Linked DNA regions of Homo sapiens: region 1 is linked to region 2. Evidence: chromatin loops called from intact Hi-C (ENCODE). Cell type or tissue: transverse colon. All regions are shown on one strand. Links, peaks and the distances in the headings refer to the core of each region. The heading gives the core; the rest is flanking DNA.

Region 1 (2,807 bases), core at 215-2,714, 300 kb before region 2:
CCAACTTGCTTCTGGCCCATGTTTTACAAGAAGCTTGTCCGGCAGGCAAAATAGCCCTCAACACAGGAACACCTGTTGCAGCACCTGTCAGTAGCGTCTGGCACCCTGGCAGCTGACGTCTCAGTGCAGCCGGCAAGGACACTCTGGGAAGAGGACGCAGTGGCCTTATGAGTGAACGACGGAGAAGCCGGAGGGAGGAGGCCTGGCCTGTCTGTGAGTATGTCTGAGACAGAGAAACGTGTGGACACCACCACCACGTGACAGGGAAGCCCCTGGCAGTTCTACTGCTTCCATCCAGGGACACACAAGAAAAGAACATCTGAAAAACATGGCTTGCTTTTGCAAAAGCATTGATACTTAGGATGATTTGTGTTGTTCATCTTTCCTTCCTTCCTTCCCTCTTTTCTTTTTCTTTCTTTCTCTTTCCTTTTTGTTTATTTGATCAGATTCCTGTTCACGTAGGCTCCATCCTCATAGACATAGACACAAGAATTTTTAAGGTGCCCTGGCTTTGAGTGAGACACCCTAAATGAAAATTGCCCGCAGGCTGCCAATATTGCTTTCCAAAGAAACAAAAATTCTCCATGAGATGCCCATTTTTAACACATATCCTCTGCATTCTGCAAGGAAGAGGACTGGCAGAGGTTTATTCACACTGGTCTGGGGATGGCTTCTGATGCTGTTTCAGATACAGTTACCCTGCAGGTCACCGGCTCCTCTCTGGTTCCTTCCAGGCCTTGGAAGCTAATGATGCCCATTGTTTCTATACCCACCGCCCAGGCAGCTGTCCATCTGCCGATGCTCCTAACAGTTCGCCCTCAGAAGACCACGAGGAAGCCTGGGGTGCCTGGCCATTCAGAGGTCCTCAGTAAGTAGAAGCAGCTCCAAGAAGTCACTGCCTTGAGTGTGCTTAGCAACTGCCATGAGGGCGTCCATGGGGACTCAGAGCTCCCGGGTAGCAAGCCAGGTCTGTTTTCCCATACTCCCTGCCTACCCTGCAGAGGCCTCATGCTGCAAACTGCACAAAAATGCCCTTTGTTTCCAAGACAAGACACCAGCCAAAGCCCGCAGCATTACAGTGGAAATCTCGTGGGTTTCTAATTATACTCCCAAAGGAAGCCCTACCCACAAGAGGGTGGGAAGCAGGGATTTCTAGAATGAACGTCCACACCCCCACGGGGCCACATCCTTTCCACACATAAGAAGCCGGGACAGGGACCTCCCTCTTGGTGGGGAGGCAGGGCTGGCAGGAGCAGCGCGTTCTCCCAGCAGTGTGCCTTTGGGCTGCGCCTGTCACAGCTGCCGGGCCGCCTGCCACACACACGGGAGGAAAAGCCCACATCTGTCTCTTCCTGGAGGACGCCTAGAGGGTGTAACAAAGTCTTCTGTAATAAACCGGGAATGCAAAGAGGCCCAGAGCATCCACACAACTGCACACTAGGCAACAAAGCTCAAAACACATGCAGCCGAAACCCAAACGCCTCTTGAAAGAACCATTTCAAAACCCCAGGGCACTCTTGTACTCTGGTTAGCTATCATTTCTTCTTTCTAATTAGTCTTTTTAAGTACAGAGTTAGAGATTCATTTCTATAGAACTCCCTCCCTCCCTCCCCAAACTCTGGCCCTACGCACTCAAGGTCTTATCTCCTACCCTGCCTGTATTCTTCCTCCTTCATTTCCTACCTGGCTGAAAACTTCGAGAAAAAAAAGCCTGTCTGATAGGCACAGGCTCTAAGTCACAAGATGTTACCAGAGAGTTACCTGGGAAATAAGAAGCAGGTTACTCTGCCTTACTGCCCTGGTGCCAAAAACATGATTTTCCTCTTTCCACCCAATCACAAAATAACCCAAAGCCATGATTCATCTGATTTAAATGTAGTCTGTTTCCTAGAGAGAACTGAAACATTTGGTTGAGTTATGTCTAAATGGGAAAAACAAGTACCTGTGAACAGATTAGCCATGTGCAGACAAAGAAGTTCACAAAAACACTAAACCAAACATGCAACGTCTGAAACTCTTTGTTCTTTCACACCTATTGGCCTGAAAAGTTGCTCATGATTCATTGTTTGGGTAGAAAAACGTGCCAAAACAGCATGTATAATACAGTCTTATTTCTATAAAAAACAAAGTTTCACATCTATATACTCACACACTCTAGTGGTTACTGTTAAGTAGTGAGATGACAAGTAACTGTGTCTTTCCTGTTTATTATCTGTATTTTCTACAGCTTAACATTACCTCTGTAATAAGAAAAGCCAGCACTACTTAGTCTTTCCGAACAGTCAGTCATCTTTAGGCCTGAGGACTGCAGTGGGCTTGTGTCTAATGACTCACTTCCAAGTTCACTCACATTCTGATTTTATTTCAACCACAAACAGCACAAACTTCTCAAGGAAGGGAAGCAGAAAAGGCAAAAGCAAAGCAAAAGAAGAGATAAAACGTTTAAGGACTTGGGAGCAGGGACAGGGACTCTTCTTAGTCCCAGATGACGTATCTACACAGAAAACCCAAAGATTCCACATTTATCCTACAAGAATTAATAAAAGTTTAGCAAGGTTGCTGGATTTTTTTTTTTTTTTTTTTTTGAGACCAGGCCGGAGTGCACTGGCGCGATCTTGGCTCACTGCAATCTCTGCCTCCTGGGTTCGCGCCATTCTCCTGCCTCAGCCTCCCAAGTAGCTGGGACTACAGGCGCCAGCCACCGTGCCCGGCTAATTTTTTGTATTTTCAGTAGAGACAGGGTTTCACCGTGTTAGCCAGGATGGTCTCGATCTCCTGACCTCGTGATCCGCCCGCCTCGGCCTCCC
Region 2 (2,771 bases), core at 1-2,500:
GATGAAACCTACAGCCATTTTTTCTAGTAATATACAGTAGTATATCTGAGGATACAAATGAAGACTTCTTTCTGCTCTATTAAGGAAAATAAATGACCTGAACCATCCAATTATAGGGAGGAAAGACAAATTTTTATACGCTTGGTTTTTAACTTTATTTATTTATTTTTGCAACAGAGTCTTGCTCTGTTGCCCAGCCTGGAGTGCGCAGTGGCACGATCTTGGCTCACTGCAATCTCCGCCTCCCAGGTTCAAGTGATTCTCCTGCCTCAGTCACCCAAGTAGTTGAGATTACAGGTGTCTGCCACCACGCCCAGCTAATTTTTGTATTTTTAGCGGAGACTGGGTTTCATCATGTTGGCCATTCTGGTCTTGAACTTCTGACCTCAGGTGATCCACCTGCCTCGGCCTCCCAAAGTGCTGGGATTATAGACCTGAGCCACCATGCCCAGCCTAAAATATATTTTTAAGGTTAAAGTGAGCAGTTCCGGAAAGTTAATAATATGTAGTTATAGGTTGGATGGACCTACAAGCCAGTCAGAATGATTGCACTGTGCCTTTGATAATCATTATCCTAAAATGAGAACTTCTAAGGAAGGCTCTTGGTTTTCTATGTACACCTCCTTTTCACATGGTAGCTCTCTGTCCCCCTCCAAAAGCTTATTACTCATGTAAGAGTACTCAGTAGTGAGTAACTCCACATAGTAGATTTTTCATGGAGGAGTTGACTTAGATATCGGCTCTCAAAAGGACAAATAAGAACACAAGATAATTTTAGGATGTAAACATTATAATATATGCTGTAATAAAGTCATAATAGTTGAGCTAGAATGCCTGGCTGGTATCTTGAAGTGATAAAACTAGTTGATGTAGTAACACTGAAATGATTTTGCCCTCCCAGTTAATAAGGGCTCCATAAAAACCTGTGTTGAGTAAAAACTTTCATAGCTCTAGCAGAGGGCCAGGTGTGGGCATGGATAGACAGGCTAGAGTAAAGCGCACTTTCCCTCCTTCCTTTCTCTGCCAGGTTTTTTCAGAGTGTTTTATGTTTACTGCCTCTACCTATATTTCCTACCATTTGGTTATTCCTAACTCCTTCTGTTTGGACCTTTTGTCCTTTAACTCCAAGGTGATGCTAAGGCCGTTACAGAATCTGTGGACTTTGGGTTATGTGATTACATTGGATTCTAGTTGTAAAATGCCTATTCTGGGCCATCTTTTCTTTTGAAGCCTTGATTTTCTTCAGCTTACTTCATCATTTTTATGTTGTTGTTGTTGTTGTTAAAGTCATTGTTGATAATGTCCTTTCTTAGTGACATTGTTGGATCATTTTTCATAAAGATGAGACAGGGTCTTGCTCTGTCCCCCAGGCTGGAGTGCAGTGGTGCAATCACAGCTCACTGCAGCCTTGATCTTCTGGGTTCAAGTGATCCTCCCACCTCAGCCTCCCAAGTAGCTGGGACTACAGGCACGTATTGACACACCTGTCTAATTTTTAAATTTTGTTGTAGAGACAGGATCTCCCTACGTAGCCCAGGCTGATCTTGAGCTCCTGAACTCAAGCCATTCTTCTGCCTGGACCTCCCAGGGTGGTGGGATTACATGCCTGGCCCTACACTTTTAAATACAAACATTTCACAAGTCTCAGCTAGTGGCTTCTTTTGTGCATGTTCTGAACCTTACTTTTCCAAATATTCTCATGACGTTAGCTGTCACCTGTAATTTGATAACCCATATTTCTCATCTCAGCTTTTGCTACTTGCTTAATTTCTGTTACACCTTTTCATGTCAGTGTTCCACAATCCATTCAAATTCCTTTTGCTTATGTGTGATTCTGTTAAAAGAATACAGAATATACTTAGTAGTAGTTATCTCTGGGGAAGAAAGTGAAAATGATTTTTCTCCTCAACTAATCTGTCTTTTAAACTTTTTAAATCACTGGTGAGGATTGTTACAGGTCTTAAAGGTTGTTACAGGTCTACAAAAATCAGGTCTTAAAGGCAAAGGGCTAATTACTGCTACAGAATAAAAAATAGATGTGTTAGAGAAAGGGTGGCAGTGGTTCTCATTCTGAGAACTTCTAGCTAAGTGTTAGCAATGCCTCATCTGCGTTTATCTGGGATGTTACATGACCTGAGGAACTTAAAGAAAAATACAAATTCCTGATTCTTACTTAATTAGACTTAATGGGGGCTTTGCCGCTTGTATTTTCAGTTTCACAGGTGTGGGTTAGTGCAGTCAAGACTGAAACTCAAAGCAGTAGGGAATTTAAAATGTATCAGTAAATACTTTGTCTTTAGTGGAAGCAGCCGCTGTCTTACCTTTCTGTATTATTCAGCTGTATATTTTAATGATGGGTAAGCGGTGTACCATATAGATTTATAGCTGTTAAGTAATGAAGACATTGTTAAACTAATATTTCCTAGGATAATATGCCTATTTTAAAAAAAATGGCGCTTTATTGTCTCATAAATAGAACTAGCAAAACAACCCTTTTGATACTTGGTTACTTGAATTCTCTTCAATTGCAATAAACGTTTGATAATAATAATGGGGGTCAAGAAAAAAGATTAATGCGTGGTCTCTTAATTTTACAGATGTGGGAAGAATATCCTGATGTTTATGGGGTCAGGCGGTCAAACCGAAGCAGACAAGAACCATCGCGATTTAATATTAAGGAAGAGGTAAGGAAAAAATGTTTTAAGGGCATGCATTTAAACTCCCTATCTTACTTCATTCTTTCTGACTCTGGTATGTATTACCATTAAAAA

What was found. A loop is a pair of places that touch in the nucleus more often than their neighbours do. Peaks named below come from ENCODE experiments on the same cell type or tissue, not always from the same donor. Only the 100,000 strongest peaks of a DNase experiment are listed, where the experiment ranks them.
Region 1: a loop joins it to region 2, with 13 times the contacts of the local background. A loop is called at or near these places in 2 of 110 quality-filtered maps.

What each region holds. Positions count from the first base shown.
Region 1 is chr15:92,623,551-92,626,357 of GRCh38, forward strand. All of the region lies in intron 2 of FAM174B (family with sequence similarity 174 member B), which reads right to left. It overlaps LOC124903559 (a long non-coding RNA gene), which reads left to right. Exons shown (of 3, transcript XR_007064768.1): 1 at 1-213; 2 at 735-868. Among named protein-coding and RNA genes, the nearest start is that of FAM174B, 31 kb to the right of the region's middle. In transverse colon, for the core only: no CTCF peak of the experiment used is centred there; a DNase peak (open chromatin) is centred at 1,321; H3K27ac peaks cover 1,611 bases.
Region 2 is chr15:92,924,647-92,927,417 of GRCh38, forward strand. CHD2 (chromodomain helicase DNA binding protein 2) reads left to right here. Exons shown (of 39, transcript NM_001271.4): 4 at 2,598-2,684. Among named protein-coding and RNA genes, the nearest start is that of MIR3175, 22 kb to the left of the region's middle. In transverse colon, for the core only: no CTCF peak of the experiment used is centred there; a DNase peak (open chromatin) is centred at 965; H3K27ac peaks cover 2,051 bases.